Linked DNA regions of Homo sapiens: region 1 is linked to region 2. Evidence: chromatin loops called from intact Hi-C (ENCODE). Cell type or tissue: IMR-90. All regions are shown on one strand. Each heading gives the region's core, and the rest is flanking DNA. Links, peaks and the distances in the headings are about the cores only.

What was found. Peaks named below come from ENCODE experiments on the same cell type or tissue, not always from the same donor. Only the 100,000 strongest peaks of a DNase experiment are listed, where the experiment ranks them.
Region 1: it touches region 2 in a loop (2.2-fold over the local background); 2 of 110 quality-filtered maps call a loop at or near these places.

What each region holds. Positions count from the first base shown.
Region 1 is chr4:151,734,868-151,750,265 of GRCh38, forward strand. All of the region lies in intron 2 of GATB (glutamyl-tRNA amidotransferase subunit B), which reads right to left. Among named protein-coding and RNA genes, the nearest start is that of GATB, 18 kb to the right of the region's middle. In IMR-90, for the core only: no CTCF peak of the experiment used is centred there; a DNase peak (open chromatin) is centred at 9,964; H3K4me3 peaks cover 233 bases; H3K27ac peaks cover 466 bases.
Region 2 is chr4:151,683,187-151,698,584 of GRCh38, forward strand. It overlaps GATB (glutamyl-tRNA amidotransferase subunit B), which reads right to left. Exons shown (of 13, transcript NM_004564.3): 10 at 5,444-5,577. Among named protein-coding and RNA genes, the nearest start is that of GATB, 70 kb to the right of the region's middle. RefSeq lists enhancers at 4,276-4,776, 4,777-5,277. In IMR-90, for the core only: no CTCF peak of the experiment used is centred there; a DNase peak (open chromatin) is centred at 7,115; H3K27ac peaks cover 1,133 bases.

The DNA of each region.
Region 1 (15,398 bases), core at 4,993-12,992, 54 kb after region 2:
TGGTTAGCCACATGTAGCAGAATCATACTGCATTCTCATCTCTCACCTTATACAAAAATCAACTCAAGATGGATTAAGGACTTAAACCTAAGACCTGAAACTATAAAAATTCTAGAAGATAACATTTGAAAAACCCTTCTAGACATTAGCTTAGGCAAGGATTTCATGACCAAAAACCCAAAAGCAAAAGCAGTAAAAGCAAAGATAAATAGCTGGGACCTAATTAAACTAAAGAGCTTTTGCACAGCAAAAGAACAGTCAGCAGAATAAACAGAAAACCCACAAAGTGGGAGAAAATCTTCACAATCTATACATCTGACAAAGGACTAATAACCAGAGTCTACAACAAACTCAAACAAATCAGTAAGAAAAAAAAAAAAAAACAAACAATCCCATCAGAAAGTGGGCTAAGGGCATGAATAGACAATTCTCAAAAGAAGATATACAAATGGCCAACAAACATTATGAAAAAATGCTCAACATCACTAATGATCAGGGAAATGCAAGTCAAAACCACAGTGCGATACCACCTTACTCTTGCAAGAAGGGCCATAATCAAAAAATCAAAAAACAGTAGATGTTGGCCTGGATGCAGCAATCAGGGAACACTTCTACACCGCTGGTGGGAATGTAAACTAGTACAACTGCTATGGAAAACAGTATGGAGATTCCTTAAAGAACTAAAAGTAGAACTACCATTTGATCCAGCAATCCTACTACTGGGTATCTACCCAGAGGTAAAGAAGTCATTATTTGAAAAAAAAAGATACTTGCACACGCATGTTTATAGCAGCACAATTCACAACTGCAAAATCGTGGAACCAACCCAAATGCCCATCAATCAACAAGTGGATAAATAAACTGTGGTGTATATATATATATATATATATGATGGAATACTACTCAGCCATAAAAAGAAATAAATTAACAGCATTTGCAATGACCTGGATGGGACTGGAGACTAAGGCGTAAGAATGATACAATGGACTTTGGGGACTCGGAGGAAGAGTGGGAAGGGGGCAAGGGATAAAAGACAACATACATGGTGCAGTCTATACTGCTCGGGTGATGGGTGCACCAGGATCTCACAAACCACCACCGAAGAACTTATTCATGTAACCAAATACCACTTGTACCCCAATAACTAATGGGAAAAAAAAGAAGAAACTAATGCTGACTTGTAAACCCCACATCCTGCCACTTCCATTCACTGCTGCTGAAAATCAGCTCTAGAAAGAAAACATTACATATTAAAGCTATCTACCTAAACTTTCCTATGCCATAGATTCAATTAAGCTATGGGATATTATTAAGGCCCTTGTGTATGTAATCAAGTATGGTGCAACCAAAATCTGTTAAGAGAATTCCACAGTATCTATAGAAAAGTATATAAACCCTGCAAATAGACACCATATACATGCATAATCAAGAGTATGAAAGGAAGATTTGTTCTTTTAACTGGTAGGAAAATAATTTTCCCCAATTATATATTTTCTAGCTGAAAATACTTTTAGCTTCCCCCAAAGCTGTATGTGTGTCTTATTTTCTATCAGTGCTTCCATTCTGTTGCCTCACTATGTAAATGTATATGTATATTTATCAATTTGTGCTTCTCTGAAAGACATCTGTGACTGAAAACTTCTCATTAATTGTTACTCATACTGTTGTGAATACATGCCATCCTAAGTTATGTCAGGATAGTATGATGTAAGTGTTTACCACTGCCACTCCCAGCCCAACTCTATTGGCCACTATGAAGTGGAAGTATCTGTGCTCACATTTTAATGATGCAAAGTTAAAAACATGAGTACTGATATGGTTTGGCTGTTCCCCACCCAAATCTCATCTTGAATTCCCACATGTTGTGGGAGGGACCCGGTGGGAGGTAATTGAATCATGGGGGCAGGTCTTTCCGGTGCTGTTCTCGTGATAGAGAATAAGTCTCACGAGATCTGATGGTTTTAAAACTGGGAATTTCCTTGCGCAAGCTCTCCTCTCTTGTCTGCTGCCATGTGAGGCATGCCTTTCACCTTCTGCCATGATTGTGAGGCCTCCCCAGCCAGGTGGAACTGTAAGTCCAATAAACCTCTTCCTTTTGTAAATTGCCCAGTCTCAGGTATGTCTTTATCAGCAGTGTAAAAATGGACTAATAAAGTAAACTGGTACCAGGAGTGGGGTGTTACTGAAAAGATACCTGAAAATGTGGAAGTGACTTTCGATCTGGGTACCAGGCAGAGGCTGGAACAGTTTGGAGGGCTCAGAAGAAGACAGGAAAATGTGAGAAAGTTTGGAACTTCTTAGAGACTTGTTGAATGACTCTGACCAAAAGCCTGATAGCGATATGGAAAATAAGGTCCAGGCTGAGGTGGTCTCAAAAGGAGATGAGGAACTTGTTGCAAACCGAAGCAAAGATGACTCGTGTTATGTTTTAGCAAAGAGACTGGTGGCACTTTGCCCCTGCCCTGGAGATGTGTGGAACTTTGAACTTGAGAGAGATGATTTAGGGTATCTGACAGAAGAAATTTCTAAGCAGCAAAGCATTCAAGAGGTGACTTGGGTGCTGTTAAAGGCACTCCGTTTTATAAAAGAAGCAGAGCATAAAGTTTGGAAAATTTGCAGCCTGACAATGTGGTAGAAAAGAAAAACCCATTTTCTGAGGAGAAATTGAAGCCAGCTGCATAAATCTGCGTAAGTAATGAGAAGCAGAATGTTAATCCCCAAGACAGGGGGAAAATGTCTCCAGGGCACATCAGAGGTCTTCACAGTAGCCCCTCTCATCACAGGCCTGGAGGCCTAGGAGAAAATGGTTTTGTGGATCAGGCCCAGGGTGCCCCTGCTGTGTGCAGTCTAGGGACTTGGTGCCCTGCATCCCAGCCACTCCAGCGTGACTAAAAGGGGCAAAGGTACAGCTTGGACTGTTGCTTCAGAAGGTGGAAGCTGCCAAGCCTTGGAAGCTTCCACGTGGTGTTGAGCCTGTGGGTGCACAGAAGTCAAGAACCAAGGTTTGGGAACCTCCACCTAGATTTCAGACGATGTATAGAAATGCCTGGATGTCCAGGCAAAAGTTTGCTGCAGGGGCGGGGTCACAATGGAGAACCTCTGCTGCTGGGCAGTGCAGAAGGGAAATGTGGAGTCAGAGCCCCCAGAGCCCCAAGACAGAGTCCCTACTGGGGTACCACGCTGTGAGAGGAGGGCCACCTTCCTCCAGACCCCAGAAAGGTAGATCCACTGACAGTTTGCACTGTGTGCCTGGAAAAGCCACAGACACTCAATGCCAGCCCGTGAAAGCAATCATGAAGGAGACTGTACCCTGCAAAACAACAGGGTGGAGCTGCCCAAGACCATGGGAACCCATCTTTTGCATCAGCCAGCGTGACCTGGATGTGAGACGTGGAGTCAAAGGAGATCATTTTGGAGATTTAAGATTTGACCTGGTTGGAGGTAACTGAATCATGGGGGCAGGTCTTTCCTGTGCCATTCTCGCGATAGTGAGTAAGTCTCACGAGATCTGATGGTTTTAAAGATGGGAATTTCCTTGCACAAGCTGTCTTCTCTTGTCTGCTGCCATATGAGACATGCCTTTCACCTTCCACCATGATTGTGAGGCCTCCCCAGCCAGGTGGAATGGTAAGTCCAATAAACTTCTTTCTTTTGTAAATTGCCCAGTCTCAGGTATGTTTTTATCAGCAGTGTAAAAATGACTAATACAAGTATTATAATAACACCAAATAAAATTTATGTGCTACTTGAGAGTCTATGAAGTGCTTTCACATATATTAACTTCTCTGCACAGATGTAAAAATGAAAAAGAATCAGAGATAAGGTAAATAAGATAGCTAGCTGGCTGTGATAAGTAAACAGAGGTTATGAGTGACTACAGGCATCTTAAATGTTTACAACCAGCTATAAAGGAAAAATTCCCCGCTATGTTTTGTCGGAAATGAACAATTAGCAAGTATTGCAGCAGCGAGTGTAATCTGGTGCTTATACTAAGAATAGGGACCAGGCAATTCTCACTTCTATTTTTAGCTGGGTTCATGACCTCTTTGTGTCCTTGGATAAGTCAGTAAGACCATCAGTTTCCTCTCCTATCAACTGGGGTTGGAGCCCCTGACCTTGCTCATTGGGATGGCCTATGAGTTGGCAAATATCACTGAAAATTCAAAATGCTATTGACAATCACATATTATTGCCTGTCTGCATTTCCTAAGAAAGCTGCAAAGCATGACAAAGACCCTTGATTGATTACGCTTCTTGCTTCTATAATTGTAAAAGGAGATACGTGCATAAAAATTTAGAATAGAATATTTTAAGGCTCCCAGAAGCACTAATGCCTTTTGATTCCCAGTTATTCTCCCTGCCTCAGCTCCAGTCCTTATTATAATGATGTACCCAGTGGTGAAAGGCTGGGGAACACAAAGGCTCACTAGCAAGAATCCTCTGCCATGAGGAACAGAATGCTCTTCAGAGGAGCCCAGCCTGACTACCTACCCATGCCAGAATCACCAAGCCTACGTTTGTCATCTCTGGTATGCCAATGGCAAAATGACCTCCTAACTTTGCCAAGATTTTTAAAAGAGCTGAGGAAAAAAACTCCCCAAGATGCCGCAGCGTAGAAAATAGCCAACTCTCCCCACAATGTTACATGTGAAGCCGCAAACACACATAAAAATGGCCAAGAGAGGCCAAGCCAATGGCCTCAGATGACAAGTGCATCTACTTGCAGTATAAACAAAGAATTCCGCAAGACTCACCCAAAAACAGCTTCTCACATCTATGCCCAGACATGATGTGACACTGGCTTCATGCTTTTGAGGGCACAATTTGGGCAACGGTCATTCCCCTGCCCCTAGGTTTCCATGTGACAGGACTTTGCTTTCTACTCTGTATTCTCTTGTCCCCAAAAGAGTGACTTTTGTGACAAGTGACTTTGGGAAATGGAACCACATGAGTGGGTTGGCCCCATGGCTGAGCATTCCTATAGAAGCTTATAGTATAAATTATCAGGAGAAAGCCTGCATGAGTTCTTCCTAATCAACATGCCCACAATGATGGGACAGTCAGCTCTACTCTGGCGACATGATAAGCTTTCTGCAGAAGCAAGTTCGTCCTCTACAAGTGAAAAGCCTGCAGTTTTGGAAAGCTGAGTTCAACAGAGGCAGCAAGTACTAAAAAGCATATGGCTAAACATCACGTTGCATTTTTCAATCAAGCTATTATCTGTAATAAAGCTGGTATGTTCATTTCCATCTGTCTGACTTCTGTGCTGATTTCTCAGTTGGTTCTGACTCAAGACAGGAAGCGAGTATTATTTTTATTGACCCACTAAAACTACACAATATCTTCCTAGAAACTCTTTCCTAGTACAGTCGTGCATCACTTACCAATGGAGATATGTTCTGAGAAATGCCTTGTTAGGAGACTTTGCTGTTGCATGAACATCGTAAGAGTGTACTCATACAAACCTGGATGGGACAGCCCTCTACACACCTAGGCTACAGGGTATAGCCTATGGCTCCTACGCTACTAACCTGTACAGCATGTTATGTACTGAATACTGTAGGCAACTGTAACACAACAGTAAGTATTTGTGTATCTAAACATATTGTCATGTATTATGCCATGATGACAAGATGGCTATGACATCACCAGGCCATAGGAATTTTTCAGCTCCACTGTAATTTTATGGGACCACCATCATATATGTAGTCTGTTGTTACCAAAATGTCATTATGCAGTACATGATGTACTCATAAAAACCATCTAGCAATCCCCGCAGCATCACCGATGATGCCACAAAGCAGAAGAAACCCAAGAGGGCAGCTGCCATGGCCAGGCATGTATTGCCTTTGCAGGAAGAGCTTTGCCAGGCCTGCCGTAATTTGTTAAGTTCGGGAACTGTCCATGGAAGAAAAATGAATGGTACCCAGCTGCATGATTTCAGGCTGCGTTTTTATTATAGGCTTCTAGTATAAATCACCAGAACAAAGCCTGTATGAACTACTCGAATGGCAGAGACAAAAATAGTGTCACAGAACACTGTTAGGTTTTTTTTTTGGACTACTACATATTTATATCACCAAAAGACTCCTAAGCTTTTGTACTCTCAGGCATCTTTGGTAATGTGTTCATACTTTATTTTCTGCACACTCCTACCTCTCTTTCCAGTACAGGAGTGCCCCCTTATCCATGAGGGATAGGTTCCAAGACCCCTGGGGGATGCCTGAGACCTCGGATGGTACCAAGTCCGATATAGACTATTTTTTTTCCTATCCATAGGTATGTATGATGAAGTTTAATTTATAAATTATGCACAGCAAGAGATTAACAACAATAATAAAAAAGAACAATATACTGTAATCAAAGTTATATGAATGTGGTCTCTCTCAAAATATCTTATTCTCCTGTACTGAGGGTAACTGAAACTACACAAAGGGAAACTACAGATAAGGGAGTACTATTGTATTACAGATTTTTGGTTGCAGTAGTGTACAAAATTCATTTTGAACAGTTAATAATTCTAAGTATAACACTGCCTTCTCTAATAAGGGCTTATTATTTTGCTCCATATCTCATCCATGTGCATATTTTTGAGGGAAAACAAACCAATAAAAGGATGTGGAAATGGGAGAAAAGGCTTTCCCAAACAATACTGGCAGTTTCTTGCTCAGGAATGAATTTGTGGGGAGATGAGCAAGCTGCCTGGAGACTTCCATTACTAGGAAAGGAACATCAAGCTCCTAAGAAACACTGCTGAGTCAGGGAGATGCTCTGCAGACCCAGAAGATTCACCCAGGGGGAGGCCAGACGAGGTCCCTCAGGTTCGCCAAGGCTCAGGTGGAGAGGAAAGCGAACTCTCAATTTCCTCATTGATTTCTCCCACTAGAGCCAGCTGCTCCTGTCAACACCATCATATTGCTTTTTGTTGTTCTTTAGGAGGAGTGAGATGGCATCATCATTTCTACACAAAGGTTAAGGGAATCATTTTATTAAGGATGAAGCTTTTTTTGGGAAAATGATCATCTTTAAAGGCAATAAGTGAGAGAGTGCATCCTTGCACATCTAGCGGGAATTTGGAAAGAGCTCAGTCACCTGATCTGTGTCTGTGATGAGAGGACAGATAAAAGGTACTGGGATGTGCACCAACCTTGGCCCTAACTAGTGTGAACTGCAATACATACACAACAACACAGAAGAATTACAATGGGAAGGGAGGGATATGGTTTTTTTTTTTTTTTTGAGACGGAGTCTTGCTCTTTCGCCCAGGCCGGAGTGCAGTGGCGCTATCTCGGCTCACTGCAAGCTCTGCATCCCCGGTCCATGCCATTCTTCTGCCTCAGCCTCCTGAGTAGCTGGGACTACAGGCGCCCGCCATCGCACCCGGCTAATTTCTTGTATTTTTAGTAGAGACGGCATTTCACCGTGTTAACCAGGATGGTCTCGATCTCCTGACCTCGTGATCCGCCTGCCTTGGCCTCCCAAAGTGCTGGGATTACAGGCGTGAGCCACCGCACCCGGCTGGGAGGGATATCTTAATGGGACAGGGCAAGGGGGCCAGAGAAAGGTTAAAGGTGCCTTCCCTGCTCCATTCTGAGTCACCCATATTCACAGCCTTTGTTTCATCCCCTCCCTTCTATAAGGTTTCAACCTTAATAAAGTTTCAGCCAGATTATAGATTTTGGTGGGTGGCAATGGGACAGGGGGTATGGGAGTCTGCCCTAAGAATTGATAGTCTGCTCTCAGACAGGCTTGGGGTCAGATGTACTAACTCTGTGGTCCAGAAGCCCCCAAGCTAAGAGGTAAATATGGAAAATGGCCCTGGCTTAGACCTGGAGCATCAGGCAAAAGCCAATGCAAAAGTGCTTTAAAGAGATGCACTCTCAACAAGATCCCACAAATAAAGCCCTGTCAGATATGGCTTCATAATAAAAAAATTACAAAATACACCAGAGAATCATCTACTGCCAGCCAGAATCAGCAGTCAAGCAAAAAGCATAATAAGATCACCCAAGAACTTCAGGTAATGGAATTACTGAATACAGACTATAAAATAAGTAGCTGTAAAATTATGAAAGAAATAAAGAACTGAATACATGAAAAAGGAACAAGTTATTTTCAAAAGGCTAGAGAAATTTAAAAGAGAAAAACAGAATTTCTGTAATTGAAAGATCTAGTGAACTAAAAACCTCAATGGATATGTAAAAGAGTGAATATTATAAAGAAAATTAGTGAACTAGAAGTCAGTGTAGAGAAAACTGGCCAGAATGAAGCCTAGAGAAAAGATCCTAAAAGAATTTTCCCATGACCGCTATTTGCATCGTGATCAACATACAGCTAAGAGCTGCCCATAGACAGGCCTGCTTTCTTCATGGTGAGTCTGGGGAAATCCGATGCACAGGGCCCTGAATTGGAGGCTAATTAGGTGAGATTTCCTTTATCCATTTCTTCTTCTGACTCAACATTCTTGTCTTTGCTCTCTCCCTAGGTTTAGATCTCACACCTAGAGGGCATCATAACACATGGTGCATACAACCAGCATCAGTGCTGTGTAGTCAGTGCCTCTGTATGTGTATAAGCATGTGGACATACATCTATAAACATATTACACACACATCTGTTAATGAGATTAATGTTTTTGGATGTATACTCATATATACATATCTGTAAAATAATAGCCACCTACATAAATCTGACTTCCAGCAACTTCAACTATAGTGGAACAGGTTGAGAGCTAATCACTGAACTGGAAGTGAGAAACTTTGGTTCTAATCTGAATGGAATGTTAAGAAATTGTGTGACCATGGGTAAGTCCCAACAGCAGTTCTCTCATCTGTAAATTAAAAGGACTGAACTGAATGATTTTCAGGACCTCTTCCTATTCTATTGTCACATGGTGATGCTAAATAGCTTTCATAGCATCCATGTACTTTCTTTTGTAGGACAGGTTTCTACTCAGAGCTTTGTTCTTATTTATATTTACAAAAGTGATAATCTGACTTTGTGAACTAATCAGAAATAATCATTGAGAAGTGAAAAATGAGCAAGAAGGGATTCCTAGAGCCAAATATACTGACAGCAGCTTTAAAAACCCAGTGAGGAACACATAACCATAAAAGCAGGGAAAAACACTGTAATATGAAACCTAAAAACAATGGCTATCTTTAGCCATTTACTGTAGGATCAAAAAGCTTTACACACCTCAATAGACCTTGAAGCCACCATTATAACACTGAGCAATAACTGATGTTGCTGATAAGCTTGGGTAATCAAGAAAAGGTTGTCTTATGTTCAGCCAGGACAAGAGACCCATAAAGAAGTTTAAAAAATAGCTAAAGGGTTTTAGACAGGAAAATCCTTTTATATGGATGCCTCGTGTGTGTACGCACGTGTATGTACGTGTATGCAAGTATATAGGGAAATATTTACAAGGGGTGCTATACACATGTTCTATGCAAGGTACTGTCAAGTAGCCCAAGAAAGATCCATGAATTGCTCTTTAGAAGCGTATAATCAAACACAGAAATCCTTATAAACAACATACATAAAACATAAAAAGATGTTCAGTCAACTGTATGAAACAAATACATATTGATAGAAAGTAGAGGCCAGGCATGGTGGCTCATGCCTATAATCCCACTTTGCGAGGTGGAGGCAGGAGGACTCCTTGAACCCAGGAGTTAGAAACTAGCCTGAGCAACATGGTGGGGCCCTGTCTCTAAAAAAAATAAAAATAAAAATAGTAGAAGCATTATTATTAATATGGTTAGGTTTCAGGTGGGGAATATTGCATGCAAAGCTGGTAGAGAGGTAGGGAAGTGAAAATTGCTGTGAAGAGAGAGGCTTTCAAGAACCCACTGAAAGTTAGAAAAAGATCTATGGCAGGGAAGGAGTCAAATGCTTCCCACAGGGAGGGAGGTGAGATCATGCTGCCTCCTGAACATGAAAGTCATCATTGTCATGAGTCACTGAGTTCATGGGAGACATCCGGTTAACTAAGTTATAAGGCAGGTTTAGACCATCAGCAGAGTAAAAGCTGAAAAGGAACATTCCACATTTGTGGGTATGAGCTCACAGACACATACCTCCTTTAGGGTGACAAGGGTCACTATACAAAACACCTAATCCCTGCAACACCTCACTCTCAAAAGCATGGAGGATAACTATAGAAGTGATTTGCAGAGTGACTGGCAAGAAGCAAGTCTGAGTATACAACATAATTATAAATCTTTCAGATTACATTAAAGCAAATCATTGAAATGGAAAGAAATTTCATAGAAAATGGTCACATTTTGTCTTCTTAAATAGCTAAACATCATCTAAGTGTGAATGGACGGAGAGATAAATGTAGATCTGATTATAAATGTACGTATTTAAAGACTTTTCCCTAATGATGCTATCTTCAATTTCTGTTTCATTTCTACATTTTGAGTTAAAAACAACTTTTATAATTATGTTTAGAATTAAGAGCCAGAAAAGCATTTCAGAAAGCCTGATGCTCCCTAGACTAGTCAAGGGTTTCTAAATCTAGCAGGTTCTTCAAAACAAAAGTTATCACCAATATCTTCTATGTTCAGAGTCGGAATGCTGCAGATTTACCTAGCTTGAACGAAATCTGTCATAAGGAATCTAAAAAATAAATTAATTCCAAAGTACTTTAGAAAAGCGTTCACATCACTATTTCTTCAGGGAGGCAAGACCCCTTCTGCTGCAATGTGCATACATATGTTCCAGAAGGAATCTCTAGCAGAAAGCACAGCATTTGCATTGTTTGTTAGTTCCCAGAGGGCAGGCATCACATCATATTTATTCACATCATATTTCTTCCCCTCTTCATTCCCCTTATTCTGGCTAATAATAGTATGCACTCTTGTGAATAAAAGAAAGTTTTGTAAAATGTAGTAAACAACATTCCTGTTTTCATTCCATAGCTTCCAGGGCCAATTCTAAATACCTTTGATATGGAAAGCCCTGAATGCTTTTTTAAACAGGCTGATCCTGAGAAAAGAGGAGAATATTCTTGCATACATGTGTGAAAAACAGCTTTTATGGTCTTTTCCCCAGTTCTGGAGACAAGAGGCATTCACAGTTGCTAGGGAGTTCTATGTTACATACAGATAAGAGCTTTCAGACAAGCAAAACAAGAGCAGAGCTTCTCATTTCTTATTAAATGAATTGTAGTGCAGCCTGATTATCAGGAGTTATCTACTGTGCCACACTGAGCATTCCTACCAGCCAGCTACGGCAGAGGCAACGGTGTCCTCTCCCCTTTCCCCTGCGTGGGAACTGACACCAGGAGAGGGCAAGCATTTCCGATGACAAAAAGTGAGTGTGTGTGTATGTGTAAACATGGGTTTGCACATGCATAAATTTCAAACAAACTTGATTCTTTGCTGAAATCTCACCATTACTGGAAATATTACTTGGCCAATTATGAAACAGACTTGTAAAGCCCATGACATTTTACCAAACAAATATATTTTCTTTCTTATTTTTCTTCCCATTTCACAACCATATACAAAGTATTACAAGTAGAAAAATTGGAATGGTATTGTTAAATAGGAAATAACTAACTTTAAGCAAACAACCTAAGATCCTGTCTATAGATCTATAGGTGAATAATTACTTAATAAATTAAGGAAGACTTGGCACCACAGTAAAGAGATTTTACTAGGTCCAAATAATGAGTGAAGCTGAATCCCTACTAATAAAAACAAAGAATGCTGTCCTTAGTGTAGCTGTAATCCTGCCTATAAGCAGTGAAATGGGCTGGCTGACCTTTTCATCCTCAAGATTTATGATGGGCTTCCATAAAATCCTAAAACTGAGGGAAAATAAGAAAATAAAAAGATCCTAAAAAACATTCAGAATAAGGGTTACTAATCAGAACGGGGAGGGGGTTGGTCAAGACAGCAGGTGTGCTCCAGACATGCTGGGGAACAGGGAGATGGAGGCAGGAGGCAGAAATGAAGTATTCTATTTATACACACATACATTTATATATACATATAAATTTACAAATACACAGATGTGTACATGCCCAGAGCCAAGCTCAAAGCAAGCAAGAAAATCCCCTGGGGCCGCAGAAGTAATGGTAGTTTAAAGCCATGTGACACCAGGGGTAACCACAAGAGACAGGACAACACATTTTCTACTCACTTTCTAACTGTGATAAGGACAGCAACTGCGGCAGGTAGGGTTGTTATGAGGTTAGAATAAGTGAATACATATAAAGCACCTAGAACAGTGCCTGCCACATGGTAAGCACTTGGTACATGGTAGTTGATTTTACTACCATTATTATTGTTAACTGGGCTGATGAGACATCAGATGTCAATGCTTTAAAGCACCTTGGGGGCAGAAGTCAAGGCCATGAGCCCATGTGATAGGGAGCTGGGATGGCTTCCTGCATAAAGCTGTGAGCCAAAAAATTCTAGTCCAGTTAGAAAACCTTTTGCCACCAACTGGAGGGGTTGCTGTGGAGGAGGCCAGCTACTTCAGGCCATAGGTGAAAAAGAGTCTTGAGAAATCTGAGCCCTTGACCCTGTGCCTGGCTTGGATGTGTGCAGCTTGACGCTGGCACTATCTAAGCTGTGTGGCAGTTAGGGGGCCAAGAAATTAACATACAAACCGGTTCATTCAATAAAACCCAATGGGCCCTGGCAGAGGCCACCAGGAATTCATTCCATAGAGATACCTCCATAGTCCAGGGTACAGTACTTAAGTTAAAAATCACACTGAGCAGAATAAATAAAAACAAATTCACATATGGACACATCCTGGCTAAAGCTATCAGAGTGACACAACAGATTACTGACAAGGGATGCAGACTTCTCATCAGCAATTACAGATGCCTAAGGACAATGGAAAAATGTCTTCAAGTGCCAACGGGAAATAAATGTCAAGTTGGAATTCTATACTACTATTCCAGAGTGAGGGGGAAACAGAAACAGCTGGAGGCACATACAGACTAAGAGAGTTCATCACCCACAGACCTGGAAAGCAAGAGCCACCAACACAGGAAGAAAACGGTGCCCAAAAGCAGAGTGAGATGTAAGAAGCAATATCTGCTACAAAATGAAAAAAATCAAGGGATGTGAAGGACCTCTTCAAGGAGAACTACAAATCACTGCTCAATGAAATAAAAGAGGACATAAACAAATGGAAGAACATTCCATGCTCATGGATAGGAAGAATCAATATTGTGAAAATGGCCATACTGCCCAAGGTAATTTATAGATTCAATGCCATCCCCATCAAGCTACTAATGACTTTCTTCATAGAACTGGAAAAAACTACTTTAAAGTTCATATGGAACCAAAAAAGAGCCCGCATTGCCAAGTCAATCCTAAGCCAAAAGAACAAAGCTAGAGGCATCACACTACCTGACTTCAAACTATACTACAAGGCTACAGTAACCAGAACAGCATGGTACTGGTACCAAAACAGAGATATAGACCAATGGAACAGAACAGAGCCCTCAGAAATAATACCACATCTACAACTATCTGATCTTTGACAAAACTGACAAAAACAAGAAATCGGGAAAGGATTCCCTATTTAACAAATGGTGCTGGGAAAACTGGCTAGCCATATGTAGAAAGCTGAAACTGGATCCCTTCTTTACACCTTATACAAAAATTAATTCAAGATGGATTAAAGACTTAAATGTTAGACCTAAAACCATAAAAACCCTAGAAGAAAACCTAGGCAATACCATTCAGGACATAGGCATGGGCAAGGACTTCATGTCTAAAACACCAAAAGCAATGGCAACAAAAGCCAAAATTGACAAATGGGATCTAATTAAACTAAAGAGCTTCTGTACAGCAAAAGAAACTACCATCGGAGTGAACAGGCAACCTACAGAATGGGAGAAAATATTTGCAATCTACCCATCTGACAAAGGGCTAATATCCAGAATCTACAAAGAACTCAAACAAATTTACAAGAAAAAAACAACCCCATCAAAAGGTGGGCGAAGGATATGAATAGACACTTCTCAAAAGAAGACATTTATGCAGCCAACAGACACATGAAAAAATGCTCATCATCACTGGCCATCAGAGAAATGCAAATCAAAACCACAGTGAGATATCATCTCACACCAGTTAGAATGGCGATCATTAAAAAGTCAGGAAACAACAGGTGCTGGAGAGGATGTGGAGAAATAGGAACACTTTTACACTGTTGGTAGGACTGTAAACTAGTTCAACCATTGTGGAAGACAAGTGTGGCGATTCCTCAGGGATCTAGAACTAGAAATACCATTTGACCCAGCAGTCCCATTACTGGGTATATACCCAAAGGATTATAAATCATGCTGCTATAAAGACACATGCACACGTATGTTTATTGCGGCACTATTCACAATAGCAAAGACTTGGAACCAACCCAAATGCCCAACAGTGATAGACTGGATTAAGAAAATGTGGCACATATACACCATGGAATACTATGCAGCCATAAAAAATGATAAGTTCATGTCCTTTGTAGGGACATGGATGAAGCTGGAAACCATCATTCTCAGCAAACTATCGCAAGGACAGAAAACCAAACACCACATGTTCTCACTCATAGGTGAGAACTGAACAATAAGAACACTTGGACACAGGAAGGGGAACATCACACACCAGGGCCTGTTGTGGGGTGGGGGTGGGGGAGGGATAGCATTAGGAGATGTACCTAATGTAAATACACCAACATGGCACATGTATACATATGTAACAAACCTGCACGTTGTGCACACGTACCCTAGAACTTCAAGTATAATTATATATATATAATAAAACAAAAAGAAAAAAGAAAAAAATCAGAGAGGTGTTTCCTCAACCTTTGACAACCAAACCTCAAAACTTCCTCACACCTGGGAGCAGAGGGACACATCTTCCCCTCGGGTTACAGTAGGAGAGGGCTCTTTCTCCACAGCTCTGGAGACATTGTCTGCTTTCTTAGGAACCTTATTCTATCAACAATTCCCTCCCCCTTATATCTTTATTCCTTTAAACCTCAGTTTTTTGTGTTTTGTTTTTTTTTGAGACAGAGTCTGGCTCTCATGCCAGGCTGGAGTGCAGTGGCGCTATCTCGGCTCACTGCAAGCTCTGCCTCCCGGGTTCACACCATTCTCCTGCCTCAGCCTCCCGAGTAGCTGGGACTACAGACGTCCGCCACCACACCCAGCTAATTTTTTGTACTTTTAGTAGAGACAGGGTTTCACCGTGTTAGCCAGGATGGTCTCAATCTCCTGACCTCGTGATCCGCCCACCTCGGTCTCCCAAAGTGCTGGGATTATAGGCGTGAGCCACCACGCCCAGCCCCTAACTTAAGTTTTTTAAACAAAATATCACAGACATGTATTTTTAAATAACTGATCATGAAAAGCAGCAGTTCCCCGCCCCACC
Region 2 (15,398 bases), core at 2,971-10,970:
TTTCTTGCTTTAACAATAACGATCTAGCACCAGTGGCTACTACCTACCCTGTGTAAGCACATGCCATCTGGATTCTGTGCCTACCCCTCTATAGAAGCTCTTCTCTTAAAAATCAACCCCCTTGCTTGTGGCCAAACATTCAGCTTCTCCCCATCCCGCTGCACCCTGACTCCTGGGGCTGCACCGTAAGCTCCTTGTGAAACCTCCTTCTTGGGCCTCCGGAATGTCCTCCTCTTCCTTGCCTGTCCCTCTGCTGCTCCTTGCCAGTTCATGCCAGGTGGCTCCGGTGTCCTCTTGCTGGGTCCTCTGACTTGACCCCTAGCCGTGAGGAGGATGCCCAGGGCTGCCGCTGCTGCCTCAGGTCCTGTTTCTCTCCCTGGTTGATGTCAACCACCTCCTGAGAGGCCCCGTTCACACCTAGACAATGTGCTCTAAACCAGGATGGCAAACTTCTGGAAAGAGCTAGGGTGCGCATATTTGAGGCTTGGTGAGTGCCCTCTGTCACATATGCTTCTTTGTTTTAACAAAGGTAAAAGCAATTCTTAGTCACAGGCTCTACAGAAACAGGCCAGAGGCTGACATGCTATAGTTTCCCAATCCTTATCCTAAGCCAAACTTGTCTTCCTCACAGACCAGCTCCTCTGCATTTCCCACCACCCATCTTCTGTCTCAAATGATGACAACACCACGCTTCTAGGTATCAGAGTGCAAATTATCATGTTGTCTTTGCTTTATTCATCACCTACTCCCTGAAAAATCTAGTACCTTATTACCAGATCCTAGTGATCCTTCCAAACATGAAATACGGCCATCCTGCCTTTTGCATTCCCAACACCACCACTTCTGACTTGCTGTGGGTCTGGCCACAGTGAGCTCAACAGGTTTCCAATGCCTGCAGCCCATCCTTGGATGCTATCCTACATTTCATGCTGTGGGACACATCTTCCTCTCACCTCCAGTCCCTTCTTGGTTTCAAATCCTTCCCTGCTCCAGTGCTCAGAAATTGTTGCCCACAGCTCACCTGAAACACTGGGGCACTCAACTGGCTTGGACAGCTGGATAGCTGTACCTGCCTAATTTTACCACAAAATGCTTGCTCAGGAAATCTACAATGTCTACTTTCTTAACTAAACCAAATCTGTTACTCATAATTCAGAAGCTGTCAACCAAATAAACCAACCTTTCAAGCAATATACTCAATTAAAAAGCCAAGTTCAACAAGAGGTTGGACCCTTCAAACATCAGTCTTCTGAGAGGTCTTTAAAGATGAATGCTAATTCACGTAATCATTCTCTACCAATTTGATCTCCAGAGTGTTCCTTGCCTGGGTATCATTGTGAGACTATAGCTAGTTTTGCAGCTACTGCCCTTCTAAGCTCTGGAAACATTAGCACTCATAGCTGAGGCTGTTCATTAATTAATGTTTGCTCTATGGGTAGCCTAGTATATCAGTCCAGCTAAACGTTCTTTGAACTGTGTAGGAAAAGAGCTGCTATGGTTTGGTTTTGGCTTCTCAGTCCTTGTTCCATTTAAACTGTAAAACACAACTGTTGCCTGCTTCCTCTTTACTTGATTTTGGAACAACCAAGCCTACCTTTATTTAGAATTGGGTACCCTTCAGGTTCTTAAAACTTTACTGCTTATAAACTGCTTGGGTAAATACCAGGGGCTCCAGGTCCACTCAACAGGCTAATTTATCTCTCAGCTCCTTTAGAGGCCACCAAAATGACTGTTAAACCCCTAACTTCACAGACCAACATATACAGAAGCCGATCACAAGCCAGGCGACTTGGCTTCCAGTCTTTGTGGCTGTGCCATCTGAGGCAAGTCACCTTATCTCCTAGGGCCTCCGTCACCTCGTCTGCTAAATGAAAGAGCTGAAGATCCCTAAGTTCTCTTCCAGGACTAAAGTTCAGCAATTCCGTACATTTTAACCAACAACATAGAAAAACTAAGTTTAAAGCTAAGAAATTTCTATTTCCTCCAGAAGCGCAAACACCTCATCTTCTTGGAGCTTTCCTGGACTCTTCTGGCTGGTGTGAATCTCCCTCCTCTCTGTTCCCACTGCACTGTGTCTAGTTCTAACACTGGAAGCATCCCATTCTGCCTTGAATTAAAATTCTGATGCACAAGTTCTAGTCCTCCCCAGGAGGCTGACAGCACCTGTGGGGTAGAACCGGGTCCTGGTCATCCCCCACACACTGCAGAGTGGGGCTCTGCACCTGATGGGTTCATGGCTGAATCCCCCTGACGTTCCAGAGGCTCCCTATTCCGGCTCAGCTCTGGCTCTGCACACAGCCACACCTCTTGGCCTCTTTCCACCCTCTGCTCCTGCCAGCTACGCTCCTCTCCTTCCCAATCATTCCAGTTCTTTGCTGTTCCTGCACCTGGGCTCCAGGTAGGCACTGCCCTCTCCCTCACCAAATCCTGTTGAGCCTTGAAGACTCTGGTAGAGCTGTATCCCATCCATAAACTCTTCAGCACGGCTCCTGCCTCCACAGAACAGCCACACATTTTCAGCACCAACACCAGAATTTCTGAATGGAGAGGCCAAACCCGGGAGGACAGGGATGAAAGACCAAGAGGCGCGGTGGCTCACGCCTGTAATCCCAGCACTTTGGGAGGCCAAGGCGGGCTGATCACTTGAGATCAGGAGTTCGAGACCAGCCTGCCCAACATGGTGAAACCCTGTCTCTACTAAAAAGAAAATACAAAAATTAGCTGGGTGTGGTGGCGGGTGCTTGTAATCTCAGCTACTCAGGAGGCTGAGACTTGAGAATCACTTGAAACTGGGAGGTGGAGGTTGCAGTGGGCAGAGATTGTGCCACTGCACTCTAGCCTGGGTGACAGGGCGAGACTCTGTCTAAAAAACAAAACAAAACAAAAAAAAGACAAAGAGGCAGCAGATGCCACAAGAGTTCAGGAGGGTGGCAGGTGCTCTGGTATTCAGCACACCACCCTGGCAAAGAGAAGGTGGCTCACACCGAGGCCCACAACGTGCCGGGCACTGTGACTTTTTCCCTCAAAAGCTCTCTGAGGCACGTCCTGCCATTTTCATTTTACAGTGAGGAAACTGAGGGTCAGAGGGGGAACTCATTCAAGCTGAGCAGCCGAGTCGGGAAGGGAACTAACACCCGGGCCACACTAACACATGGATGTGTGCATCCATATCCAGTGGCTGAACATGGAGTTGACACCATCTAGAGTTAACTTATTTGGGCAAACAACTGTTGGGAGTTATTTGTCAATATCTGTCTGTCTTCACTCCCCGGGATGCTGCTGAGACAATGACACACCCACCCAGCCTGGGCTCCCCCTGCCCCGGGACCTTGCAAGGGCCCTGCCACCTGCCTATGTGCCCCCAGAGAACTCTCTTTCTGATGCCCCAAAGTGACACCTACTGCCCATTCTTTCCTTCTTGAAACTTGCCTCTCCCTTGGCTTCTGTGTCACCAGTCCCCGCCCCGCCCCCCCCCCACCCCCCAGTTTCCTGGTTTTCCTTCTACTTCTGTGCCATCGCGCCTGCATTTCCTTCTCTGTGCACGCTTCCCAGTTAAAGGCTAAAGAGCTTCAGGTTCGTTCCCCAGCCACCCTGGCACGCTGCACCCTCCCTGAAAGTTCTCATCTGTCCAACAGCTTCAAGTACAGATGCTGCTGAGTCCATGTTCCACTTACGTTGTGCTGTGTCCCTGGATTCCCCAAACTCTCATGCCCAGACTCACCTCAGATTTCTCCACGTGCTTTTCCCCATGCCTGGAACACTTTTCCCTGTCAGCCTTGGCCTGTCCCTGCTCATCCTCTCCTCAGGTCTTAGCTTAGCTGCTACCTTCTTCCCCTCTCAGAGCACCCCTGTCACTGACTGTAGCCACCAGCTTCAAGGCTGCCTGTGCTTTGATTCAGGGCTGGTGTCTGTCCCAGGAACTGCGCTTCTCATGCTGGGCACAGACCTTAGCACACAGCAGAGGCTAAGTGAACATGAGCTGAATAATGAACCAACGAGATAACTCTCAACTGCAAACCTCCCCAAGATCTTATCAGCTGCAGACTCATAGATCTTGCCTACTGGTTAGCCCCGTGGGGGTGATGTCTGTCCTGCAGGCAGCTCGAAGTCAGCACGTCTGAAATGGAATACGGCATCTTCCCTCACCCCCGGCCTATAAAGTTTATTCCTTTTCCTTTAGCTCCTCCTACATTGAAAAAGTCTGCCCTCTGTTTCACCTCTGCCCAAGCAAGAAATCTGGAAGTTCTGCCAATTGAGATAATTGCTCTCAACTTGGCCTAGCTCACTTCAACCCAGCCACTGCCACCTTGGCTCAGGCCTGGGGCATTTCTCATCCGCATTCCTGAAAGAGGTTCCCAAATGGAATTCCTGCTTCTAGTCTGCTCTCAGACGCTGAATATTTGTGTCCCACCCCAAATTCCTATATTGAAGCGCGATGGTTTTAGGGGATGGGGCCCTGGAGGAGTAATGAGGTCTAGAAGAGGTCACGAGGGTGTGGTCCCCATAGTGGGAATGGGGATCCTATAAGAAGAGATTGGAGGGCCTTCTCTCCCTCCCCCCTTCCTGTTTCACCCCTCAACTCCTGCCTGTCATGTGAGGACATCTGTGAGCCAGGCAGAGGGCTTCACCCAGGAATGCATCAGCTGGCACCCGGATCCTGGACCTTCCCCACCTCCAAAATCATGGGAAAGACATGTTGCTGAAGCCACCCAGTCTATGGAATATAGTGGCCTGAGTTGAGTGAGACACACTGCATTTCCGCAGTGTGAAACTGGCATGAGCTTGTAGTCTATGGCTGTCAAGAGCTGGTGATAAAGGCAGACACAGTTCTCCAGGTGGCCCTTGGTCATCTCCGCGGCTCTGTCCCCACCATTCCCACCTGCCTGCCTCCGGCCCCTGCAGCTTCTGGCGTTCCTGAGCCTGCTGTGCTGCTGCTCTCTGAGCTTCGCACTCTGCTTTGTCTGCGTGATCTGTCCCTCCCACTGCAGAGCGACTCTCCCCTAATGCTTCAGGGCATGGCTCAAACGTCCCCTCCCGAGGGGAGCCCTGGTTGGTTCCCCAGCCTCTGTTCAACTCCCCTTTTTGTGCATTCCCAGCACCCCGTGCATGCTTCTGGCATGACAGGATCACCCTGGGGTGGCTGTTTCCTTACAGATCTGTATCCTCCACAAGTTTGTAAATGTCTGTCTCATTCATCTTTGTGCCCCCAGCCTCTGACACAGTGCAGAGGACACAGTGCACAGTCACAGATTTGAAGGAATAAATACATTTTTACACGGGCTAGAGAACATATTTAGAATGTGGAGTCCACAGGGGATGTTTGTGTCATGTCAGGATATCCTGAGGGAGAACAGCAGGAGCAAAAAAATGGACCTGCCCTATTTCCAGCACTTCTGGACAGAGCTCATCACAAAGGAAGAAAGAAATCCCAGACCTCACTCACCTCTCACTGACAGCGAGGTTCTGTTGCTTTAAATAGCCCAGAAAAGTGTTGAGGACCCAACTAGTCACCTTTTTTGGCTCTGCCCTAGTTTCTTTTATCACATTTTGGAAGAACTCCAGTAGGCCGACTTCGTTCTGTTAAAAAAAAAAAAAGAAAATTACATAAAGCCTCCCCAAAAATGAAAGATCAGCATTCTGAAGGCAAATCTGAAACTGTCCCCTCTGCCTCCTCTGAGACAGCCACTTTTTCTTTGCTAAACCCTGAGATGTCACCAGAACATTCTGATCACTTTCAGCTAATGACAACTATTCTACTACTGTCACTGTGCATTTACATAGCATTTTCTCAAAAGGATAAACACATTTTAGAGAGCCCTGACTTTGCAGACCAGAGGGATGGTGAAATTCCACATCCCCCAAACCCACTTGCTTTCTCCGTGTCTGCTGTGTGTAACCTGCACTCTCCATCCCTGAGCTGTGAACTGGGCCTAAAATGTTTGGCCTGACTTTAATGCCCCTGTTCTTTCCAGGCCTGTCCTCTGCTGAAGTCCCAGTAATTGCTAGAAAAGAGGGTAAAAAACAAAGCAAAATCAAGAAAGAACAAACAGAATATTCTACCTCTGAAAAATCAAAAGTGGATCATACCTGTACTGATTCTCACATCATGACAAGAAATAGACAGGAATGGTTCTGAAATGTTTTCAAAGTGAGGGAGAACATGGGCACATGTGACCCACTTAGGCCACTTAATAACAGGTGGAGAGGGCAGCAGTGTCCCAGCCTTCTGAGCTGGGCCAGGTACAAGATGCCCTGCCTCTCATCGTTTCCTGGGGAAATGATCAGCTGGAGACTTGTTTCATCAAGACTGTACCACTTCTCCCCCTCTGAACTGTCAGCCCCACGAGTCAGGGCTGTGCCCTCCCTGTTCACGATATAGCTACAGCTAAGTCCATGCTGGGCCATGGCAGCTGCTCAGTATTAGGTTGGTGCAAAAGTAACTGCAGTTTTGCCATCTTTCAATGGCAAGAACCGCAATTACTTTTGCACCAACCTAATATCAGCAGACGGAATTGGTGTCTCCCGTCAGCATGTATGTGTGTTGGAAATCACACATGAGGCGCGCATTCTTATCATACCATGTTCACCTTTAAATACTGCAACTGCCACAACTATGCATACGACCAGCCCTGAGGCACTTACCAGGTTCTATACTACAGCTTGCTGCCAGCTCAGATAGTTTTGACACAATCAAGAAATTTAGGTAAGTCCACCCCTACTATTTCAATAAGAAAAATAAAAACTGTGCTGCTCAGAAAGGGAAGGCTGAAATTTCCAAATTCAGAGGATATACGTTTTAAGTAGCAGATTTCCTTTACCCATGGAAATTCAAATCAAACAAACTTTTCTTGAAATATTCCTTTTAAGTTCACACTGCACCTAAGGCTTCTACCCCTGCTCCTTTCAGAGACCCTTCATTAACCAAAAGAATTTTCTGGAAAAAATGAGATACTGGAAAGAAGCAAGATATACTAACAAAAGTGCTCTCCAAGTGTAGCTATTGCAGCTGCTGGAATACACACACAGGCATAGCAGAAATTCCATAATAATAAAAAACCCTACATGTTCTTTGTAACAGATAAATTCTCTGGTGACAAGCCTGCTGAATAATCCTGCAATCATCTCTTTAATCTCTTTTCAAGCCAGTGCTATTATTCTGCTCATGCTAAACCAGGGCAGAGGCCACCTCGGCAGCCCAAGCTTGACTACAGATAAAGGCAGAGCCAGGCAACTTGAAGAGGAAGTTCTGCTTAACTTATGGAAAAGTATTCAAACTTCTACAATAGTACACAAATCACTGGGGAAGCAGAAAACTGCTATCTGGCCCAAATCAGACGGGCAGAATTCCCTTTGTTCTAACCCAGACAGGCTGGCCCACTGGTAAAATGAGCTGTCAGGAGAACTCTTTGCTTTGCCAGGGAAAGGGTTTTCTAAATCCACCTAGAAATATTGCACTTAAACTCACAGGCTTGGCTGAGTTGCTGGGACGTGATGCATATCTATTCCTCTACCCTTGGGTGGTTTTTTTATTGGATGGATAACACGGCAAGTCAGATTTCTGTTTGTCTTTTCATGTCAGTGCTGTGATGAAGCCTCTCTGAGCTGGAACTGTACTTCACTAGGGGATACATAGTTTCAGTCCACAATTTAAAGCAGACAGGAAAATCTGTGGTGGTGATGGGGTGAGCTATAGCGAGTGGGGCTGAAGGAGGCTGAGCTGCAGCCACCCAGGAAATGATGGATCAATAAAAGCTGCACATGGGCTGCCCGCTCTGCTCTTCATAGCAGAAGCTGCTTCTGAGGGAAGAAACACACACATTCTAGTTTCCTCATCTTCTTAGTTTTTCCATGAGATTGGCAAATGCTAATAAGCTTGGCACGAATCTCAGAGTCTCTGGTGAACATGTCAGTGCAGCCATCTGGTTTTCTCAGAAAAACAGTGAGCTGGTAATTCCCTTACATAAAAATCATATGAAGAGCAATGCAGAAAGGCTACAGCATTAGGGAACCTTTAATGTCCTCCTCAAAAGCAACAAGCAAGCATTCGACTCAGGATGAATCTACCCTACATGCAATAGAACTGCAACTTCAGCGACACAGAGAGTCAAGTTCCCTGGCTGACTGCGACTCTAATTGTTCCTTCAGAGATGGCTAAAGCAGCAGGCATGAGCGGTCCTGTCTTTTGTATAATACCTGACAGTCTCTACAGCTCTATGACTGGGAAGCATCTTTTTCACATTTTAATCAGATTTCCCAAAGCACTGAATTACACCCAGAACCAGTGCTGGCTCCGCCTCTCAGACATTAACAGGAACCCTTGATTACTAATGATTTGTCAGGTGATCAATGCTGGTGTGAGGCAAAGCAGAGGGACCTGCTCACCACCACTGCCTGCTCAGGGAAGGAACCTCAGTCTACCCTGCACTAGGCCCTGGGAGCAACCTGCCTCGAAGCGGTCTTCTGCATCCCACCTTCAGAGATGATCAAATGCAAATGCTGGAAGACTCTCCAGTTGGAATAGGATGAAGGCTGATTTCTCAACTGCATTTCTTGTTCTAAGTCACACACCCTGTGAAGCTGACGATAGGCCAGGAACGAGGTGGACTATATTTATTTACGAGAAGGAAACCTGATAGAGCCAGCTGCCCAGTGGCAGACTCAGAGAAGGAAAAGCAGCCCAGAAGAATGCAAGTTGAGGAACAGCTGGTTATGTGACAGGGAGCGTTCTGACAGCTACAAGGGACCCCCAGATGAGCCATTCTGGGCTAGTCAAAGGTGCTCAAGAGTATCTGCTAAATATCTGCTAGACACAGAGCTCAGAACCAGGCCCTGTGGGTGGCTGCGTGAGGCTACTGCTGCTGCTGAGGACAGTGATAACCAGAGTTACAGCAGCAGCGGTGATGGGCGCCAGGCACTGTCTACGCACTCTCTCCACATTACCTCAATTCATCCCAACAACAACTCTCTGAGCTCAGCGCTCTCAGGACTTTTACAGATGAGGACACGAGGCACTAGCTTGCTTGAGGTCCCACAGCAAGAGAGCACTAGAACTAGGACCAAACCTCTGCGGTTTGTGCTTTTAACCTCTGTGTGGCACTGCCTTTGAGGAAGAAAAGGTCATGGTCTTTGCCTGCCTGGGACCGAAACTGAGCACCTAGGAGTGCCAGGCGCAATGGGAGGCAGCCAGCTCATCTGAAGAAAGCACTTTCCCACACTTCCATTATTTTATTTGAGAGCTGCCAGCTGTTCAAAGGTTCTTAACATATTAAAAATGTTGCAAGGAAATTAACTTTGAAATCAGAAGGAGAAAATGGCAGGTTTACTTTCTGCCTTTGCCAGTGTACACCTAGGCCACGTGGCATTCAGCTGTGGCATGACACACACCTGTTCCCAGACCAGGAAGGAAGACAGCTGCACGCCCACTGCACAGGCCATACTGGGCTCCGGGGATGGAGGGCGGCCAGAGCTCCTCTGCCCCTCTCCTGCCCCCTGCCTTGCCTCTGCATCCCCTCCCCACGCTACTGCTGCCCCAGAAAAGGTCCTGCGAGCACACCCAGACCTGGACACTGCACAGTCCTGAACAAGACAAATCTTGTTATTTCTCATACCAATTGAGCATATTGTATTTTATTTATTATTGCATTCTAATTCCTCTAATAGGGTAAGTCCTACCTAATTGAGCAGGTCATGCCTGTGATGGGAGCTGCTGACTATACAAAGGCTCTACATCTGCAGACGGAACCACAGGGGTTTCCACTGGACAAGGCTCTCCCACGTCACAGTGTGTCATTTTGCAGAGGCGCACACTGGAATTGCATCCGTCCCCTTTGCGGCGGGGGTGCTGGGGTGAGCAGCTGCTGAGCATTTGTGCAGACGCTGGAGGAGGCTCATCACCTGCGTATCAACGCAGGCACTGCTGCTTTATTATTCCTGTGGATTTGGTCATTCTTATAAAGTGAGAAAAACAAAACTCAAATACAACAGCTATGTAAAAAAAAAAATGGCCCTGAAAATAACACCAAATGCTAGTGCTGGGGATGGCAATGAAGCAAAGAGGCCCAGGACAGTGATGGCTCTCAGCCAGAAAGCAGGCGTCAGGGCAAGGCTAAGGACTGGAATGTTCAGTGGGGCGGTGGCTTGGGTGGGTTCACGGGAATCGGTGCCCCTTCTGCTTTTCACAGAAACAAGAAGCCGCTGCAATAATCTTTCAGCGAGTGCTCCTGTGAACAGAAAAATTACTCATTGAGAGAGGCCTCGTCAGTGGAGAAAACAAACAGAAGTTAACTGGTGGTGTGAGGCTGGCACAGGAAACACGACCCCCCCCTCAAGAGTGTCAGGAGAAAGCTAGAACAATGCAGAACCTCCACTGCTGCTGGCAAGAATACAGGGATCTGCAGAGGCTCTGAAATGGACCCACAAACATCACGGGTGTGTTCTCCCAAGGAACACAGAACTAGGGGTCCAGGGTCCTGTTTTGGTGCCCACAATTTTTATTCCTGGGTCATTTCCCCAGCAAGGCTTGGGAGCCCCTAAAATCTGAGCAAAACTTTGGCCCCAACCATTTCACTTGTGCTATGTTCCCAGGAAAGCTGGAAAGTAGACAGATCTTGAGTTCAACTCAGGCACCAGTTCCATTTAGGGGATATTCAAACTAATGTGAAAATGACTTTACATCCTCTGAGATGCAGTAACTCCAGGGGAGATGCTGAAGGAAACCAGTTTGGGAATAACAACTTCCCCCGAATAATCAAAATCCAAATAATTCAGGTACTACAAGCTGACAGCAGACCGGCACTGCTAAAAGACTATCTGCACGAATGGGACACAGGCAGTGTGTTGTCAAGAAATCAATTCCAATTGTAGTCACGTTCCAACGCACCTAACACCACCACTGTCCAATCGTCCCCACATGGAAGGAACCTGAGTTGCTCAATAGGAGCTTTCTGGCTGCAGCTTAAAAACAGCAACAGAGGCAGTGAGGATTTGCTCCTTTCCTCCAAGATCTGCCTGAAACCTGAAATAATATATATTTATCCTGAAAAGGAAATTATTCCACAGGAAATTGGGCTTTGGGATAGGTTGGGGACAGAATCCCTGTGGGTCCCCAAGGCTGGCACTCAGGACTTTACTCCTCCCTGCACTGTCTCCCTACTGGGCAGGATCCTGAGGTGTCACACGGCTCTGAGCCCAGAGCATCTTCCCCTCTGAAAGCTCCTCATCCCTTGCATCCAAAAGAAATGAACTGCTGGTTTTACAGAAGTAGAGTTAGATGATACATCTTTTTATTCAACTTTACCAGAACAAAACATTGGTTATTTTTCTAGTGTATAGAGTCACTGTAAAAGCACCCTTAGGCTAGCAAGCACTGGATGCAATTTTTATAAAATGAAGAATAAAATCAATTTTGAAAATTGCACGGAGCTGAAATATGGTGCCTGATGATGTTGACCAAATAGATTTTCCTTCAACAGTAGTTAGAAGGTGAGTACTTTGCACCTCAGTAAGTCTGGCCAGTCTAAAACCAGTCAATATGTTTGTAGATACTATTAGCTTTAAAGTAGTATTACATATGGGATATATAGATATTTATCATGGGAAATTATTTTATAGGCAATTCATCCAGAAAGCAAACCTGGTCATTTCTGGCTTACTAGCCACTTAAAGGAAAATTCTTGAAAAACAATCCACTTAACAACCAGCTGTAGTCATGATATCTTTTCTGTTTCTTTGTCCCTTGGAGACACCTTAACCTTTTCCATGATGTCAGAAACAAAGGATTATGATTTTAAAAGTGGAAGAACCAGCTGGAGAGAATGAAGTTGTGTAAGTAAGATGACAGATCCTGAGGCTGACTATAAAGACAAAGACAAGCATATGGCAGCCCAGGGTGCTGATTCGAGGGCTCGCAAGTACATCTTCCTACAGTCTCACTGGGGCCATGTGGGATGTTTCTACAGCCCTGCCTTTCGTGGCTCTCAATGAACTGTTTTAGCGCGTTGCTTGGTGTCAACACTCTTCTCCCTGGCGACATATTCTTGGGAGTCTGCTTGGCTATATTTAGGCTTTAGATTCAATGAAGATTTGGCTGTGTCTGTCATCTTTGGGGTAAGTGAGTCATCGCCCCCTCTTTCAGCTGGGGAGGGAAACAGCTCTGGTTACCCTGCAGAGCCCTCCCAGCTCCAAAGTGTCAGAGGTCAGATGTGGAATCAAGGGTGTCTGTCCCCAAGTCAGTGTTTTAACTCAATTCCCTGTAGGGCTGCTCTGGAGAGACATGGAAAAGCTGAAGCACTGACATTTGGAACTAGCATCCGGCACTGCAGTCAGGGTGGCAGGCCCTCAAGAAACACTCAACTCGGGATGCTCTGGCTTCCTCCGCTGAACTCTCCCACCGACGAGCTTCAGATCTTCCCGTCTACTGACTGCATGCACAGCCAGGGCCCTGCAAGCTCATCTCTGCTTCCTACCAAGTTCCTATTAAAGGCCAGTCTTGAAGGACAGGAGGCACCAGGCAAAATCAAACCACAAATGCCACAAACTCTGCCCTACGTGGAGACACTCCTCAGATTCTTTTTTCTTTTTTTAAAGTTTAGAGACAGGGTCTCTCTCTGTTGCCCAGGCTGGACTGCAGTGGCACGACCACAGCTCGCTACAGCCTTGAATTTCTGGGCTCGAGCAATTCTCCCACCTCAGCCTCCCGAGTAGCTGGGACTACAGGTGTGTGCCACCATGCCCGGCTAATTTAAATTTTTTTTTTTTTTTTTTTTTTGTAGAGATAGGGGTCTCACTACACTACGTTGTTGCCCAAACTGGTCTCGAAATCCTGGCCAAAAGTGATCCTCTCACCTTGGCCTCCCAGAGTGCTGGGATTACAGGTGTGAGTCACCGTGCCTGGAACTTCCCAACGATTCAGACAGGACTCAAGTGCTTCCAGCAGAAGGTTTAAGAAACAAAATAAATAAAGCTGCAGAGGACGGCTTATATTACTTTTCTTCTAACTTTATTTTTTCACTTGGAAAATAGACATGATTTCTGCTTTTCATTGGCGTTGACTGATTTTCACTAAATTTAGTGGATGGCACTTTATGTTTATTTATAGGGCAGTCTGGCATCTTAAAAATCAATAGGAGTGGTAAAAACTTTTAAATGAATCTATGTTCTGTGATTGTGCTGTACAAAACGCTAGTGGCATGAATGTTAACAAAAGTACAAACTCTGTTTTCTCCACTAATGAAACACAAGTGACTCCAAACATCAATTAACTAAAAACACTATTTCTGTTTGACATTATAGCACATTATATATGCAAGCGGGCAGCAGAGCTTAGGAATGAAGAGCGTAGGCCTTGAAGTCAGCATGATCTGAATGTGGCTCCAATACGGGCTTGGGGAAGTTATTGAACCAAAGAGGTTACATTTCCCTACCTGTAAATGGGGAGAGCAGCAGTCCCTGCCTCAGAGGGTTGCTGTAAGGATAGATTAAAAAGTCGTACAATGTGAATTGCAGAGCATGCTAGAAGCAGGCAGCCTTTTCTAGGCTGCTTAGGCAAATGGCTACAATGCTTTTGTGTTCTCTGAGTGAAGTAAAGCACAGAGTTTAGGAAGAGATGCCCCACAGAAATCAGCCAGGGAGGATTTTGCTAAGAAAAATGCACATGCATATAATTCTGATCATTGTATTATAATAACTACTACTGATATACTGACTCAGAGAAAAACTTGTTATGCTATTAGAATCTCTCGTTTTTTCAGAATCCTAATGCCTGGATTTCAGCTTCAACATTTCTATTCTTTAATCTTTACAAATGAGGTCATGTAGAGAAAAGGAAATGCTTATATACTGTTGCTGGGAATGTAAATTAGTACAGCCTCTATGGAAAACAGTATGGAGGTTCCCTAAAGAACTACAAATAGAGCTACCATTCAATCCAGCAATCCCACTACTGGGCAACTAGCCAAAGGAAAATAAATCATCATTTAAAAAAGATACCTGCAAGCGAATGTTTATCACAGCACTATTCACAATAGTAAAGATATGGAATCAGCGTAAGCGTCCATCAATGGATGACTGGATAAAGAAGTTGTGGTATATCTACACAATGAAATATTATTCAGCTATAAAAAAGAATGGAATCATGTCTTTTGCAACATGGATGAACAGGAGGCCACTATTTTAAGTGAAACGACACTGAAACAGAAAATCAAATACCACATGTTCTCACTTATAAGTGGGTACACTCTGTGTACCCAGGGACACAGAGTGTGGAATAACAGACACTGAAGACTTGGAAGGGTGGGAGGGGAATAAGGGATGACAAATACTTACTGGGTATGATGTATATGATTTGGGTGACGGTTACACTGTAAGTCCAGACTTACACTATGCAATATATCTATGTATCAAAATTGCACTTGTAGCCCCTACATTTATATTATAATAAATTTTATAATCATAAATATTTCCGTATATGTTTTATAATATATATAAATTTATATATATAGAAAAGCTAACATTGCTTCTCTAGCTTATGTCAAGTTGCCTTGATATATATATTTATATACATACACATGCACAAAATCAAGTTGCCTTGATTTCTGTCCCAGCTACTTGGGAGGCTGAGGCAGGAGAATGGCGTGAACCTGGGAGGCGGAGCTTGCAGTGAGCCAAGATGGCGCCACTGCACTCCAGCCTAGGCCACAAAGCGAGACTCCGTCTCAAAAACAAACAAACAAACAAAAATCGATTTCATATATATGTGTGTGTGTGTGTGTATATATATATATATATATATATATATATATATATATATATGAAATGAAGGCAACTTGACATAAGCTAGAGAAGCAAGGTTAGCTAAATAGGTTGAAGTTTTAGGTGGGGCAAGATACCCCATGATTCTCTGGGTTGTCAAAGCATGGTTTATGTATCTGACCTTTGGAAACAGGGATGCTTTTATCAGGAACACTGCTTCTCCCAGGATCTTCCTGTGTGCTGTGATAACATCCCATTCACTCACCCGTCTGTCCACCCAGTCATGGAGTACCTACCGTGTCAGGTATTGTGTGTGGTAGACGCTAAAGCATAACATTAGAGTTCTGTAAATATTAAGAATAATTTGGTGCTCACTGCACGATAAAATGACAAGATAAATTAAAGACTAGAGTTAAATTCTGAAGTTTTTCGTCATTTGTGGGTGAGGTGTGCATGGGGGTGGGCATGTGCATAATGCTTAATTTAATAAGCAATCCAAAGACAGAGAGCACAGAGTTGCAGCTCTGCAAAGCACACCTCCACCACTGCTATTTATTTAATGAATACTCCTGGGCGCTCTTTAAATTGAAAGATGGTTCATTAGATTTGTGCATCTGCCCTTCTCAGCAATCTGTTGTGTTTCTGATGAA